Regions from separate parts of the Homo sapiens genome. Here region 1 is linked to region 2. Evidence: chromatin loops called from intact Hi-C (ENCODE). Cell type or tissue: psoas muscle. All regions are shown on one strand. Each heading gives the region's core, and the rest is flanking DNA. Links, peaks and the distances in the headings are about the cores only.

Region 1 (8,328 bases), core at 175-8,174, 230 kb after region 2:
GAGGGTCCTTAGGCTCAACAATAAAAGTATGAGCAACAACAAAAATCTATATATAAACTACTCTTCATCAAAACTTAAAACTTCTGTGCCTCAAAGGATGCCATCAAGGAAGTGACATGACAACCTGTGGAGTGGAGGAAACATGCAAATCATACCTGATCAGAGACCCGCGTCTAAAATAAAGAGCTCTGACAACTGAACAATAAAAAGACAAACAACCCAGTTCAGACATGGGCAAATCATACCTGATCAGAGACCCATATCTAAAATAAAGAGCTCTGACAACTAAACAATAAAAAGACAACCCAATTCAGACAGGGGCAAAGGACCTAAAAAGACATTTCTGCAAGGAAGATATGCAAATGGCCAGTAATCACACCGAAAAGATCCTTGACATCATTAGTCAGCAGGGAAATGCACATCAAAACCACTAGGATGGCGGGAATTAAAAAGTCAGATAATAATAAGCATTGGTGAGGACGTGGAGAGATCAGAACCCTCTACGCTGCTGGTGGGACTGTAAAGTGGTACAGCTGCTCTGGAAAACAGTCTGGCAGTTCCTTAAAGGATTAAACCAATAGTTACCGCATGACCCAGTAATTGCACTCCTAGGTATATACCCAAGAGAAATGAAAACCTATGTCCACATGAGGTCCTGTACACAAATATTTATAGCAGCACAGCACAAAAGCCAGAAAGTAGAAACCACCAAAGTGTCAATCAACTAACGAAAGGAAAAGTGGCCGGGCGCGGTGGCTCACGCCTGTAATCCCAGCACTTTGGGAGGCCGAGGCGGGCAGATCACCAGGTCAGGCGTTCGAGACAAGTCTGGCCAACGCGGTGAAACCCCGTCTCTACTAAAAATACAAAAATTAGCTGGGCGTGGTGGCGGGCGCCTGTAGTCCCAGCTCCTCAGGAGGCTGAGGCAGGAGAATCGCTTGAACCCGGGAGGTGGAGTTTGCAGTGAGGTGAGATCGCGCCACTGCACTGCAGCCTGGGAGACAGAACTAGACTCCGTCTCAAAAAAAAAAAAAAAAGAAAGAAAGAAAAGAAAGGATAAGCAAAACATGGTATATCCACTCAATGGAACACGATTCAACCATAAAACAAGGACGCATGCTGCATGCTACAACATGGATGAATCTTGAAAACATGCTAAGTGGAAGAAGCCAGACACAGAAGACTCTATGTACTATGATTCCATTCATATGAAAGTCCAGCAGAGGGAGCTCTCTAGTGACAGAAAGTACATTAGCGGTTGCTCAGGACTGGAGGGTGGAGGGGATGGGGAAGGCAGTAACAGCTAAAAGGTACAAGGTTTCTTTCTGAGGTCACGAAAATGTTCTAAAATTGTGCTGATGGATGCCTGTATCTGTGAATATGCTTAAAACCAATAAATTGTACACTTTGGGTGAATTTTATGTTATATGAATTATCTCAATAATGCCTGCTTTAAAAAAGTTATGTGCAGGCCAGGCACGGTGGCTCATGCCTGTAATCCCAGCACTTTGGGAGGCTGAGGCAGGTGGATCACTTGAGGTCAGGAGTTCGAGACCAGCCTGGCCAACATAGGGAAACCCTGTCTCTACTAAAAATACAAAAATTAGCCAGGCATGGTGGCACACGCCTATAATCCCAGCTATTCAGGAGGCTGAGGCAGAAGAATTGCTTGAACCCAGGAGGCGGAGGCTGCAGCGAGCCGAGATCGCACCATTGCACTCCAGCCTGGGTGACAGGGTAAGACTCCATCTCAAAAAAAAAAAAAAAAAGGCCGGGCGCGGTGGCTCACATCTGTAATCCCAGCACTTTGGGAGGCCGAGGCAGGTGGATCACAAGTTCAGGAGATCGAGACCATCCTGGCTAACATGGTGAAACCCCATCTCTACTAAAAATACAAAAAATTAGCCGGGCGCAGTGGCAGGCGCCTGTAGTCCCAGCTACTCAGGAGGCTGAGGCAGGAGAATGGCATGAACCCAGGAGGCGGAGCTTGCAGTGAGCCAAGATCGCCCCACTGCACTCCAGCCTGGGCGACAGAGTGAGACTCCATCTCAAAAAAAAAAAAAAAAAGTAACGTGCAGAACAGTGTTTTCAGTATGTTGTCTTTTGTGTAGGAAAATGGAGAAGGGAAATACAAATTTTGTCCTCATTTTAATAAAGAAATGAAACTAATAAGATGGTTCACTAAATGAGGAGGGAAAGAACTGCATAATGGGACTGGAGATCGGCGAGGCTTCTCTGAATGAACCTTGTTTTACAGTTTTGACTTTAGAACCAAAAAAAAGGTTTTAAAAACAATAAAAAGAAAAGGCAACACCTAAAAATTGAAAACATACTGAAATAAGTAAACCTAGTTATCATGTGGATGGCATAACCACACAGGAAAAAAATATCATTGCAAGCGATTTTAATAAGAGTAGTCTGTTCACCCCTAATGGAATATGGTCTAAGGATAAAAAGCATCGCCAAGGAATGTTAGGCTATACTCAGTGATCTTAATGTTAGTAGTAATACCTGAATTGTTATTTTGAAATGATTGCATGTATATGGTAGGATAAAGAAAATAATTGTTAACGCCACCAAGATTTTCAGTGTAAAGAATTAAAAATATAAAATGAAAGAAGTTAAAAATCTTGTTTGTTTTGGCTGGGCGCAGTGGCTCACACCTGTAATCCCAGCACTTTGGGAGGCTGAAACGGGCAGTTGACTTGAGGTCAGGAGTTTGAATCCAGCCTGGACAACATGGTGAAACCCCGTCTCTACTAAAATACAAAAATTAGCCAGGCATGGTGGTGCGCGCCTGTAGTACCAGCTACTCGGGAGGCTGAGGTGGGAGAATCACTTGAACCCAGGAGGCAGAGGTTACAGTGAGCTGAGATCGCGACACTGCACTCCAGCCTGGGCAACAGAGCAAGACTCCATCTCAAAATAAATAAATAAAATCTTGTTTGTCTTTTGATTCTGTTAATTTGAAATGGAAATATTAGTATGAACTCATAATGTGTTTATTTTTTAAAGAAGCCTAATTTTCTAGTTCTGTTCATTGAAAGGCCTGAAGCTGTGACATCCCATAATAGGGAGCGGTGTGAGTGCCAGGCTGTGGGCTCTAGATCTCGTTCTCACCAAGAAGCCAGTGATCTTTGGAGAAATGGGTGATTCCAAGACTGAAGCAGGATGTGGACAAAATAAGCCCAGGACATGTTGTGTAAAAAGCAAGCAAGCTTTCAAAACAGCAGACCATGTCCTGAGGGCGGGGAGCCAACCTGAAGGGCTCCCGCTGTCCAAAGACAGAATAAATTGAGCATCAGGAAAACAACTGACAGCAATGGACGGAAGCCCATGAAATATACCAATATCTCTGTGTTCATCGTGATGCTCAGAAAGAAGAAGCAACCTAGTGGGCAACTTTGGAGCTTGCTGAGGACCAACTCGGTCTGCAGGCACACAAGCAAAGGAGCAGGGTGGAGCCTTCACGCTGCCGTGCCTGTGTGGACCAGTCCAGGGTGACCACGGGGTAGGTGAGGGAAAGCCTGTCTTCACAGACCACTCTCCAGCTGGTGAGGGCAGGAGCGACAGGGACAGACACAGGTCTGTGAGAGGACAGCCCTTGGATCAGGGATCTCGATGTCTTGCTCGAGCCATCAGGTGCAAGGCCCGTGGGGACTTTTTTCTGGGTTGGTCAGGCTGCCAGCACTGGACCAGTGACCAGTCCTCGTGTCACTCGAGTGGGACTTGGACACATCACAGGCCGCCTGGGCTGGCTGGGGGTGCACACGCATCCCTGGGCAGCAGCCCTGCAAAGACCATCTGAACCTAAATCCTATCAAGCACCTCTCTCTAGTGAGAGTTCACAGGAAACACAGGGGTGGGATCAAGTGAGCAGTAAGTCACATCCATTAGAGCACCAGGAGGGACCTCAGGATCCAAGCAGCAGAAACCGTGTTCAGGGGCAAAGCCAGCAAGGGTCGGGGTGGGGAGGGGCCACAGGCCAGTGGGGGCTCAGCACTGAAGGCCCCGCTCCTCCCTCCCTCTCCCTCCTCCTTCTCCTCCTCCTTGTTTTTGTTTGTCTTCCTTCCTTCCAGTAATGAGGTCAGGGCCGAGCACACTGCGGCCTGTCTCCTCACCTCTGCTCTCTCTCAACACCTGAACTGGGACCACGCTCTAGGGCCCAGAGGCGTTTGGGAGGCCACCGCAGCACACCACAGAGGAGTGCACGGCCACCCTGCATCAGGTCATCAAGGAAGGGACAGCAACATGTCCATGAGGCAGGCCTGTCCTGGGGTTCCAGTGACTAACCTCTCGTGACCTCTGTTTCCAGACGTCCCTGGCAACTGTTCAGAAAACCCCTGTCAGAACGGAGGCACTTGTGTGCCGGGCGCAGACGCCCACAGCTGTGACTGCGGGCCAGGGTTCAAAGGCAGACGCTGCGAGCTCGGTAAGTCGGGGCTTGGCCTCAGGGCGCCCCTTCCAACACAGCCTGTGCCTCAGCCTAGGACTGCTGGGCCACAGCTGGGTTTGCCACGGGAGCCTCCAAACGATGAGGTGCCAGACAGGGAGTCTGGTGCACGGGGCTGACCCCTGAGCCCCCAGGGGCTGCGCTGCTGCCCCAAGCACCAGGATGAGAGGTGCTGCCCATCACGGGGGTCAGAACAGCCACAGCATGCGAGGCACAGCTTCGGAGGGCTCCCTGACCCAGCCAGAGCGGTGTCAGGAGAAGGGACTCTCCACCCCCACAATACCAACCCACCCCGGCCTTAGAGGAAGCCAGCTGCAGACCCCCGGGCCCTCTCCCACCATCCCGCCTTGGAGGAAGCCAGCCTAAGGACCCCCGGGCCCTCTCCCTTGGGCAAGGCCTCTCAAGAGGGGCAGGAGGAGCCGTCAGGAGCACCTGGTGAGCCACTGCCCTTCTTTGTCGCAGCCTGTATAAAGGTGTCCCGCCCCTGCACAAGGCTGTTCTCCGAGACAAAGGCCTTTCCAGTCTGGGAGGGAGGCGTCTGTCACCACGTGTAAGTTGGTTTCTGTCCTCCGCCTTACCGCATTTGTCGTGTGTTCTTGACTCCTCAAAGTGCTGTCTCAAAGCTACCCAGCTAACCCTGAGGAGGGACGATGGCTGCAGTCACAGAAGGGACTTGCTTTGACCATCGATTCCCTCCATGTCACAAATTAGGCAGCTGAGGCAGAAAAACCGAATAACTGCCCCAAGTCCATGCAGCTCAGGAGCAGGGGCTGAGAAGAACGCAGGCTCCTGGTCCCCAGGCCCCCAGGCCTTCCTTCCCACACATCAGCCCAGTCCCCACTGGATGGCAGAGCCAACTGATGTGACCTTCCTCTCTTCTCTTCCTCAGAGCCCCCTGGAAAAACAAACAGCTCATGAGAATGCCGGCCCCAGTTCTGCCATTAACTCATGATGTGGCCTTAGGCCCCCCATCTCCAAAATGGGCTGTGGAGGGAGAGATGCCCAGCCCATCTCTTAGGTCCTTTCTTGCTAACACTCTATGACTCTGTCGGTCACACAGTCCATTTAGTCAACAGATGACTTACTGAGCACCTGCTGTGTGCCGGGCACTGTCCATTTAGTCAACAGATGACTTACTGAGTACCTGCTGTGTGCCGGGCACTGTTCTAGATACTCAGCACACATCAGAACAGAGCAGACCAAAGCCCTGCCTTCAGGACCCGTTCATTGCAGATGAGGGGACAGACAACAGACAGCAGTGAGAGTGTGGTGTGTGGTGTGGCAGGTGGTGAGTGCAAAGGGAAAAAGGACGAGATGACAGGACGAGACCAGGAGAGCCTGCTGGGGATGGGCAGGGCTGGTGCAGCAAGAGGGCAGCCTCCTGGGGAGGGCGATGCTGAACAGACATGGAGGAGGGATGGACATTCCAGAGCCAGAGGACAGTTACCAGGGCCCCAAGTCAGGAGTGTCCCTGGCATGTTGGGGGAGAAGTGGAGAGTGGTGAGAGGTGAGGGACAGGGAACCCTCGGGGCCATGGAGACCCACAGAAGGACTCTGGTGTTTGTCCGGCATGAAATGGGGAGGAGCTACTGAAGGGTTCTGAGCAGAAGAGTGACATGTTCGATTACACTACTTTGGATGCTCTGTGGAGAATGGGATGTAGACGGGCAAGGGTAGAAGCTTCATTAGAGCTTGGACATGAAGCCAGGTGTAATATGTAGCAGGAACACATATGAGATACTAATCTGTGTTGGGATTTGGGAAGCCGTGTTGACAGCCCACTGAATTCGGATTCTATGCAGTGAGAGTCCGAATCCACAGTATCTGCCATCTTCCCGCTGTGCTTAGTTACACCAGTGCCTGCTGGTGACCACCAAGTATCCAACAAGAAGACCCTTCACTTCCTGAAAGCATTCTATCCTTTCACTTTTAACCTATCTGCATATTTCAAGTGACTTTCTAGTATTTAACATAGAGGTGGGTCTTGCTGGATATCTAGTCTGACAGTCTGGTTTTTATTGGAGTATTTAGACCATTTACTACCTTCCACATAATGGCTGATGTGGTTGGATTTAAACTGCCATATTACTATTTGTTTTCTATTTTTCCCACCTGCTTTTTGTTCCTTTTTTCTTTTTTCCTGCCTAATTTTGGATTACTTTTTAGGATTCCATTTTGTCTCCACTATGGGCTTACTGGTTATACTTCTTAGGTTTATTGTTTAGAGGTTGCTCTGGGATTTGCCATACACATCTTCACCTTAACACAATGTACCCTTAATTACTATTGTACGAGTTCAATATGATGGCAGCGTCTAGGATTTTTTTTTTTTTTTTTTTGAGACAAAGTCTCCCTCTTGTCCCCCAGGCTGGAGTGCGATGGTGCGATCTTGGCTCATCGCAACCTCTGCCTCCTGGGTTCAAGCAATTCTCCTGCCTCAGCCCCCCGAGTAGCTGGGATTACAGGCGCCTGCCACCACACCCTGCTAATTTTTGTATTTTTAGTAGAGACAAAGTTTACGTAGAGACAGGGTTTCACCATGTTGGCCAGGCTGGTCTCAAACTCATGACCTCAGGTGATCCACCCACCTTGCCCTCCCAAAGTGCTGGGATTACAGGCGTGAGTGACTGTGCCCGGCCAGCAGTGTCTAGGATTTACCATACACATCTTCAACTTCACGCCGCATACCTTTAATCACTAGTAGACAACTTCAGTATCCATGGCAGCGGCTGACATCAAGCTTCCACTTCCCTCCCATCCTTTGAATTATTATCAGACTTTTTCCTTCCACATATGCTGTGAACTGCACTATACGTTATTTTTGCACTCAAAAATTATCTTGTTTTAGATATTGAAAGTAAAGTATTTTGTATTTATTGTACATCTGCCTGCCGACTCCAGCACTCTTCATTCCTTTTTGTAGATCTAGGATTCCATCTGGTATCATTTCTCTTTGCCATAAGAACTTAACTCTAACATCTCCTATAGCACAGGTCTGCAGGAGATGAATTCTCTCTGCTTTTGTCTGAAACTATTTTTTTTTCACCTTCATTTTTGAAGAATATATTTGCTGAATATAGACTTCTTGATTGACAGTTATATTTTTTTCTTTCATGACTTAAAAGTTGTCATGGCTTTGTCTTCTGGCTTGCATAGTTCCAGACAAGAAGACTGCAGTCATTCTTACCTGTGTTACACTGTATGGAATGTGTCTTCCTGCCCCTTTTATGTTTTCCCTTTATGACTGTTTTTGGACAATTTAATTATGATGTGCTTCTCGGTATGGCTACGTTTTGATTCTCTGGAGTTTAAGCTTCTTGTATTTCTGGGTTTTAATTTTGTCAAACTTCGTAAAATTTTTGCCATTATTTCTTCATATATTTTTCCTGTCCCTCCATTTCTTCTACTTCTGGGACTCCAGTTATGCGTGTATTAGACTGATATTGTCCCACAGGTCACTGCAGCTCTTCTCAACTTTTTCAGTCTTTTCATTTTGGACAGATTCTATTGCTATGCACTCAAGGTCATTGATCTTTTCTTCTGCAGCATCTACCATTAATCCTGTTCAACAAAAGTTTTATTAATACTGTGTTTTATCATCTCCAGAAGTTTCATTTAGTTGTTTCTTAGATGCTCCAATTTCTATCTTCATTATCTTTATATTTTCCTTTAGCTCACTGAACATGTGGAACAAATTTATAATAGATATTTTAAGGTCCTCATCTGCTATTTCTGTCATCACTCTCATGTCTGGGTCTTATTCTATTTGATTATTTTTCTCTAGGTTATGGGTCACTTTTTTGATTATTCAAATGATTCTTGAATGTCTTATAGTTTTTTATTGGATGCTGGGCATTGTAAGTTTTATGTTACTG
Region 2 (8,328 bases), core at 229-8,228:
AAGAGGCTCTTCCCCCTTCACTCTGCACTTCTCTCTCCTGCCACCATGTGAAGAAGGACTACAGTTGTACATTCGAGGTAAGGAACACCGTTGGGCATTAGAGGGAGAGGAGCACCACTGTACTTTAGAGGGTGAGGTGCACCATTAGGCATTAGAGAGTGAGGAGCATGGTTGTGCATTAGAGTGTGACAAGCACCATTGTACATTAGAGGGTGAGGAGCACCGTTGTACATTAGAAGGTGAGGAGCACCATTGTGCGTTAGAGGGTGAGGAGCACCGCTGTACATTAGAGGGTGGGGAGCACCACTGTGCGTTAGAGGGTGAAGAGCACCGCTGTGCGTTAGAGGGTGGGGAGCACCGCTGTACGTTAGAGGGTGGGGAGCACCGCTGTGCGTTAGAGGGTGAAGAGCACCGCTGTGCGTTAGAGGGTGGGGAGCACCGCTGTGCGTTAGAGGGTGGGGAGCAGGGCTGTGCGTTAGAGGGTGGGGAGCACCGCTGTGTGTTAGTGGGTGGGGAGCACCACTGTGCGTTAGAGGGTGGGGAGCACTGCTGTGCATTAGAGGGTGAAGAGCACTGTTGTGTTAGAGAGTGGAGAGCACTGCTGTGTGTTAGAGGGTGAGGAGCACTGCTGTGCATTAGAGGGTGGGGAGCACTGCTGTGTGTTAGAGAGTGGGGAGCACTGTTGTGTTAGAGGGTGGGGAGCATCACTGTACATTAGAGGGTGGGGAGCACCGATGTGTGTTAGAGGGTGGGGAGCACCGCTGTGTGTTAGTGGGTGGGGAGCACCGCTGTGCGTTAGAGGGTGGGGAGCACTGCTGTGTGTTAGAGGGTGGGGAGCACTGTTGTGTTAGAGAGTGGAGACCACTGCTGTGTGTTAGAGGGTGGGGAGCACCGCTGTACATTAGAGGGTGGGGAGCACTGCTGTGTGTTAGAGGGTGGGGAGCACCGCTGTACATTAGAGGGTGGGGAGCACTGCTGTGTGTTAGAGGGTGGGGAGCACTGTTGTGTTAGAGGGTGGAGAGCACTGCTGTGTGTTAGAGGGTGAGGAGCACTGCTGTGCGTTAGAGGGTGGGGAGCACCACTGTACATTAGAGGGTGGGGAGCACTGCTGTGTGTTAGAGAGTGGGGAGCACTGTTGTGTTAGAGGGTGGGGAGCACCGCTGTACATTAGAGGGTGGGGAGCACTGCTGTGTTAGAGGATGCGGAGCACTACGGTACATTAGAGGGTGGGGAGCACTGCTGTGTTTTAGAGGGTGGGGAGCACTGTTGTGTTAGAGGGTGGAGAGCACCGCTGTACATTAGAGGCTGAGAGCACTATTGAAGTTTAAAGGGTGTATTAGTCATTCTCACCTGCTCTTAAGGAATACCCAAGACTGGATAATTTACAAAGGAAAGAGGTTTAATTGACTCACAGTTCTGCATGTGGGGAGGCCTCAGGAAACTTACAATCACGGCAGAAGGAGAAGTAAACTCGTCCTTCTTCACTAGGCGGCAGGAGACAGAAGAGTGAGGAACAAAGGGGGACGAGCCCCTTATAAAACCATCAGATCTCGTGAGAACTCACTCACTATCATGAGAACAGCATGGGGAAACTGCCCTCATGATCCAATCACCTCCCACCAGGTCTCTCCCTATATATATAAAACGGGGATTAAGGGGATTACAATTCCAGATGGGATTTGGGCGGGGACACAACCAAGTCACATCAGAGGGTGAGGAGCACCGCTGACACTAAAGCTTGAGTCCTGGGCCCCACAGCATGTGATACTGGGACTTGTTTACATCTCAATTCTTTAAAAAGATGTCTTTTAGATGACTGGGCAAACATGTCTATGGCCAGGCTCCCAGGTGATAGAAAGGAATTGTTATTGGCTTTTTTAAGTGTGACAATGGCATTGAGGCTGTGTGAAAAAGGTCCATCTTTTTAGGTGTGCACTGGAAGATCTGGGTGGAAGAACACACTGTCGGGGTTTGCTTTAAATCTTCAGCAAAATTAAACAAGTAATACGGAGGGGGTCCTGAGAAAAGAAGCTGGACAGCAGGACGCTGCCGGCTGTTGAGGCCGGTGCTGGCGCCAACAGTTTCACTGTCCTCATGTCTGTGCCATTGGAGAACGTCCTCATTACTTAGAAGATATTTTAAAATGGGACAGCTGTGACGTGTGCTTCAGTGGGAGGCTCCCTCCTCCCTCACAAGGAGGTTTGGCTTCCTTCCCCATAGAAGATTCTCCCCATTACCCCAGGGCTAAGCTGAGGGAGGAACAAGAGGGCTCACCCCACAGACCTTACAGAGCTGTCCTGAGAAGAAGTGGAGGCTGGGCCAGGGATGGGGTTTGCCCAAGGACACACTGCAGGTTGAGGGCAGAGCCAGGCACTGAGCTTGTCGAGAAGGCCGAGAAGCAGCCCCGAAGTTCAGGGCCCATGGCTACGCCAAGTGCCATCAGGAACCGGGCTGTGGAAGCCCCTAAGGACGGCCAGAAGGACCAATCTAGGGGCCTTCATAGCAGCTCACTCACCACGGGGAAGAGACAGTGCAGGGGCAGGAGCAGTGAAGGGCGGTGGGCGCTGCCCAGGGCAGGCCCAGCCAGGGCAGTGAAGGGCGGTGGGCGCTGCCCAGGGCAGGCCCAGCCAGGGCAGTGAAGGGCGGTGGGCGCTGCCCAGGGCAGGCCCAGCCAGGGCAGTGAAGGGCGGTGGGCGCTGCCCAGGGCAGGCCCAGCCAGGGAGGGTAGTCAGGCTGGTCTAGGGGCCAGAGCCCTGCGTGAGAAAGCCCCACCCACTGCTTGTTGATGACGAATGGTGGCAGATGGGGGTCAGAGGGCACTGGGAGCACCAAGGCTGGACGGGGAGATGAAGACAGGATGGCTGGGCTACAGAAGGCAAGAGGCACATGAACCCCACAGACATTTCCACTGGAACCCCCGTCAGAGCCACCTGGGTACCCTCTGAGTCATTCAAGTGGAAAAACAAATCCACAAACAAGTCCCTCCCTGCTTAAACCTGACCGACTGCCTCCTGACCATCCTCTGGTCACGCCTGAACTCTGGGCCCCCTGCTGCCGTCCCCCATTGCTGCCGTCCCCCACTGCATCCACCCCATGTGCAGGCTGCTCCCACCCCAGAAGCCTCGAAGGCCAGGGACCCGTGGGGTCCCTCCGTGACTCGGTACCCTTCCCCTCGCTGTCCCCTGAGTTTCCTTCAAATCAGGAAGCCTCCACCAGCCCTGGCCCGCTGGCTGGGTCCCTCCCCGAGAGCCAGGTCACCTGTCACTGTCTCTCACCATCCTCAGCCCCATGGACTGTGCTGCAGGTGGCCACTGTCACGTCACCCAGGCCAAGCACACCCGTCAGGATTCCCAAGGCAGGTCGGTGTCCAGCCGCTTCCCTGAGGCTGCAGGCCCAGGCGGGCTGCGGAGTCTGTGCCTACATACCGCGGGCCGAGCTTGCTCCAGGCAGGGACGGCGCGGGAGGCACAGGTCCTCTTTGGGCCTTTCTGCAGGTCCTCCTGCCCCACATGGACATGCCAGCTGTCACTTGCACCATCAGGAAGAACAAGAATCCTGTGTGCCCTGTGGTGGGGCCACAGTCGGCCGCTAGGTGTCACTGTTTCCTCAGAGACCAGCACATTGTCCCTATGCTTTCTCTCTGCAGTCCCTGGCTGGCAGCTCCTTGGGCAGGGTGGTGACCTCTGACCCCAGACCCGTCCCCCCTGAGCTGGTCCTGGCTCCACCGGGAGCTCCGTCCCCTGGGCTTCCTGCTGATATGTAAGTCAAGCCTGAGCTGCCGCGTTGGGGCCACTGATCTGGGCAGAGCCTCGTGGGGTCTCCCAGGGGCTCAGACGTTGGCCAGGACCCCACAGGGAGGATGCTCAGGTCAAAAAGATGCCCGCACTCCGGGCGCTGCCCAGAGCTCTTAACTCTCATGCTGAGAACAGCTTTGTGTGCTGAGTGTTTCGCACACCCGCAGGCCCCGCACGTTCTGCCTGCTGTTCCCTGTAATCCTGACCTCGCCTGGGAGTGGCAGGGCCACCCACTTCGGGAGCGGTGGAGATTGGACTATTTAGAGCACACACGCTGGGGAACCAGGGGAAGAGTTGTGAAGGGGTTAAGCAAAAGAAGCCTTTCTCCTGGGCTTGTAGATGGCCGTCTTCTCCCTGTGTTTCCACATGGCTGCCCCCCATGTCTGTGTCCTAATCCCCTCTACTTATTAAGACACAGTGGGGTTGGATTAGGGTCCATCCTAACAGCCTTATTTAACCTTAATTAGCTCTTTAAAGACCTTATCTCCAAATATGGTCACATCCTGAGGGACTGGAGGCAAGGACTTCAACACATACATTTTGGATGGCACAATTTAGTTCAAAACACCTCCCAGCCCCAGCTGGCACTGCCTTCCCGAGCAGACCCTCCAGGCTCTCTGCTGTGATCTGCCATTGCTGTAGGTAGAGTCCATCCTCCCATGATTCCGCGGGGCTCTCAGCATAAACCCAAATCCTTCCTGTGGCCCCACACACCCTTTGGCCACCCTGCAACCTCCCCCTGGCCACACTGTCCTTCCTCTGATCCTGGCTGCACCCTCCCCTCCTACCGGGGGTCTTGCGGGTGCTGTCCAGCAGGCCTTGCTGCTCTGGGCCCCATCTTCATGCCCAGATTAACCATTCTCCCCAGGCAGATCTTGGCTCAGATGTGGCTTCCGCCAGAAAGTCTTCCTTTCCCTCCTGCTCACTCCCTGCCGCGGCCGCCTCTCCTCTGAGGTCTTACCATGCGGTTGCCCAGGTCCCCACTTCTGGGCCAGCACATTGGAGCAGTGAGCCTGTGCATTTTCTCACTGTTTTATTCATGATCATTTATTCTCTTATGATTAATCCAGAGAAGATTATCAATAAATGATGGTGAATAAACAAAAACATGAATTAATGAATCAAAACCTCAGAACTTGCCCAGGATGGGAAAACAAGGTTGTCAGCATTGAGGACAGTAGCTGTGGCTCTAACCAAGAATCAACCGTGTGGAGGGAAACCACACCACTGCCTGAGGTGGAAACAGGTGGCTGTGCAGGTTTGCCAGGGCTCCAGGCTGACAGTTCTCCAGGAGGGCTTGCTGATCTTTGATTTTTTTACAAGGAAAGGACACACACACAGTCAGCACAGGGCAGGGCACGGGGCAGAGCATGGAGGAAACCAGCGCGAGCTTCTAGCGTCCTCTCCAGCTGCAGCCCGCGGGACGCATGCCATTCCCCAGCACCACGTTTTGGTGACGCGTGTGACATGTCCCAACCATGGAAGCCCTTCAGTGCCTCAGAGCCTCAGTGCCAGGGCTGTTCTGGGGCTGGTCATGCTGCACCCTCTGCCCGGCATGCCTGCAGATCCCAGATCCCTGGGAGGAAAGCAGGTGCCCAGCAGAGCCGCTTGTCTGCACAGACAGCTTAGGTGCAGTGGCCTCTCTGATCTGCCAGGGTGGTGAGGACCCCCGAGATCCAGTGCCGAGGGAGCACCCTGGCCTGCTTGTCACCCTTCCCTACACGAGAGTGATAAACCGCTTTCCTGGCATCCAGCAGATCCAAAGAAAGGAGATTCACCCTGGAAATGCCTTGGTAAAACGTTCAATTTAAGCTGTGGCCAAGTCACTCCGATGCATACGGGTAGCGACGCTGCCTCTTTAAGTGCTGTCAGATGACTTCAGTTGTTTCTTTCAAAAGTTCTGTGGGATGGTAGATCACACAGTGCACAGCACCAGTCTGTCCTTTCTTTTACCTTCCACTGGGGCCCAAGATTGTTCTGGTGTTTACTCCATTCAAATATCAGTGTATATTGAATGATTTCAGTTATACGGACAAAAACGTGGCAAAATAAACATGAGAAAGTGACACACACCCCCACCGTTGTAAAAGTGGGCTTTGGCTGGTAGTGGTGGCTCACGCCTGTAACCCCGGCACATTGGGAGGCCTAGGCAGGTGGATCACGAGGTCAGGAGTTCGAGACAAGCCTGGCCAACATGATGAAACCCCATTTCTACTAAAAATACAAAATTAGCCAGGCATGGTGGTGCACATCTGTAGTCCCAGCTACCTGGGAGGCTGAGGCAGGAGAATAGCTGGAACCTGGGAGGCGGAGGTTGCAGTGAACCAAGATCGGACCACTGCACTCCAGCCTGGGCAACAGAGCCAGACTCCATCTCAAAAAAAAATAAAAGTGGGCTCATCTAAATAGAGGGTATAAAGGCATTTAATTTTTAAAACAATGTATTTTGATGTTTTAAAAGTGTTTACAATGAGCACACAATACTTTTATTGTAAAAAAAATCAATTTAAAAAGTGCATCTCAAGTAGGCATCAGATTGATTTTCCTGAGAAAATCCTTGAGAAGGGCAAGGCCACCAGCTTCTCATCAGCACTGGGGCTGAGCTGATTCGTGGCTGTAGTTTCCCAAGTGTCCTCTTGTTACCAAAACACCAGGAGTCTGGTATCAGTCCTGCTGCTTGCCACACAGAAAGCCAATAAGAAGGCTTTAATGGGGAGCTGCAGCCAAGAAGGTGGGAGATGCATCTCAAATCCATCGCCCTGATCAACTAAAATTAGAGGTTTACAGAGCAGAAATGTAACTATATGCAGGAAAACAGGAACTAGGGAGAGTGAGGAAGAGGAGTTGGTCAGGAGGAAGCAGGTGGCCGGACAGGCAGCCATGACGGGGGAAGGGTCTGGCATCCCTTTGTCTAGATGCCACGATCTGGTGAGTCTCCATTCCTTCAGACTATCTGGGAGGACTGAAGGCCAATTTCCTGAGAAAGGAACTCAGATAAGACAGATGTAGCTTTCTCAAGTTTTAAGACTGGGAGGGCCAATTTCTGTGTTTATTCAAAAGAAACCATCGACATCCGTTCTATGGGACAATTGGGCAGGTTTCACTGTGGCACGTTATGCCCAATGATGCTCATAAAATCCCTGAGATGCAGGCCAGGGTGGGCGTGGACATCCCCCCTCCACAGGGCAGAATTCCAGGTGGAGAGGCTCGTGAGTGGGTGCGGGCTATGCACAAAGGAGAACCCAGCTCGCTCAGACCCCCTTCTCCTCAATGGCATCCATGCCAGCCTCTGTGGAACACCAGTCACTATGATGCAGGGGAGATTCTTTGCTTTGCTCAGGAAAGAATTCAAGAGCCAGCAGGTAGTGGAAGGAAGCAGCTTCGGGGAGGCAGTGGCAGTGCTGCAGGCTTACCCATAAGCAGTGAGCCACATGTGGGGGTGATTGGCAGCCATATTTATACCCACTTTTAGTGACATGCAAATGAAGGGGCAGGTTATTCAGAAATTGCTAGAAAATGGGCGGTAACTTCCAGTTGTTGCCACGGAAATGGGCCATGACTTCCGTGCATTGCCGTGCCATTGTAAACTGTCCTGGTGTTGGTGGGGGGTGTTTTGGCTGATGGGCAGTGAGGGTGGCCAGAGGGTGTCCTCCATGCTGCTTGCTGCTTTTGGCCTGTCTTCAGTCCAGTCCGGAGTATGACTCCTGCTGGCCTCCTACCTCATCTGGGCTAGGGCCCACCCTCATCCAGTATGCCCTTAACCTGATCACGTTGGCAAAGACCCTAGTACAAGGTCAGTTTCACAGAGGTTAGTTCTAGGACACACATATTCTGGGAGCTGCAATGCACCCCGCACCCACTGATCACCACTGAGATGTGTGGAGGGTGCTGTTTCCCCAGCAGAACTCCCCAGTATCCAGAATGCTGGCCTCATGAAGGCAGGGCAGGGGCGGCAGATGGGGCCAGCCCCAGCAGAGTCTGAGGCCACACCTGCCCGGGCATCTTCTTCATCATCTGTTCTACTTTCCGGTTCAGATTCTACAGTCACTTGGGAGAAGAGGGTGATGGGCTGTCCTGGAATTGGGGTGCTGGGGCCCTCCAGTTTGGTGGGGGACAGGTCGGGGGCCCAGGAGCAAAGCCCAGAAACTGCGGCAATGGGCAGCTGCCCTCTCCCCACAGGTCACAGTCGCCCTCTCCCCACAAGTCACTGTTGCCCTCTCCCCACAAGTCACTGTTGCCCTCTCCCCACAAGTCACCGTGGGCCTCGCTGCCCCAGTGCGTGTCCCTGCTGTGCAGATGAGGACGTGGGGTCCCAGTGGGACAAGCAGCTGCCAGGGCCACACAGTTGAGGTGGCCCTACCTGTCCTGCCCCCTGCAGCCACCTCCAGAAAGGGGGCCAGGCCTGTCCTGTCCAACCCCACACGGGGTCTCTGCTCACATCTCTGTGGCATGGGCTTGGGAAGGTCTTCAGGGGCCAAGGCTTCCTCTCCTCTAGGAACCCAGAGTGAACGCCAGGAAGGCAGTGCTGGATTCTA

The links. Hi-C counts contacts between places; a loop is a spot of excess contacts. Peaks named below come from ENCODE experiments on the same cell type or tissue, not always from the same donor. Only the 100,000 strongest peaks of a DNase experiment are listed, where the experiment ranks them.
Region 1: it touches region 2 in a loop (2.1-fold over the local background); 22 of 110 quality-filtered maps call a loop at or near these places.

Annotation. Positions count from the first base shown.
Region 1 is chr2:241,077,362-241,085,689 of GRCh38, forward strand. It overlaps SNED1 (sushi, nidogen and EGF like domains 1), which reads left to right. Exons shown (of 32, transcript NM_001080437.3): 28 at 4,316-4,432; 29 at 4,916-5,003. It also overlaps a transcript of MTERF4 not described here. Among named protein-coding and RNA genes, the nearest start is that of SNED1-AS1, 17 kb to the left of the region's middle. In psoas muscle, for the core only: a CTCF peak has its summit at 1,228 (motif pointing right); DNase peaks (open chromatin) are centred at 3,240 and 4,370.
Region 2 is chr2:240,847,801-240,856,128 of GRCh38, forward strand. No RefSeq gene overlaps it. Among named protein-coding and RNA genes, the nearest start is that of AGXT, 17 kb to the right of the region's middle. In psoas muscle, for the core only: a CTCF peak has its summit at 3,588 (motif pointing right); a DNase peak (open chromatin) is centred at 3,591.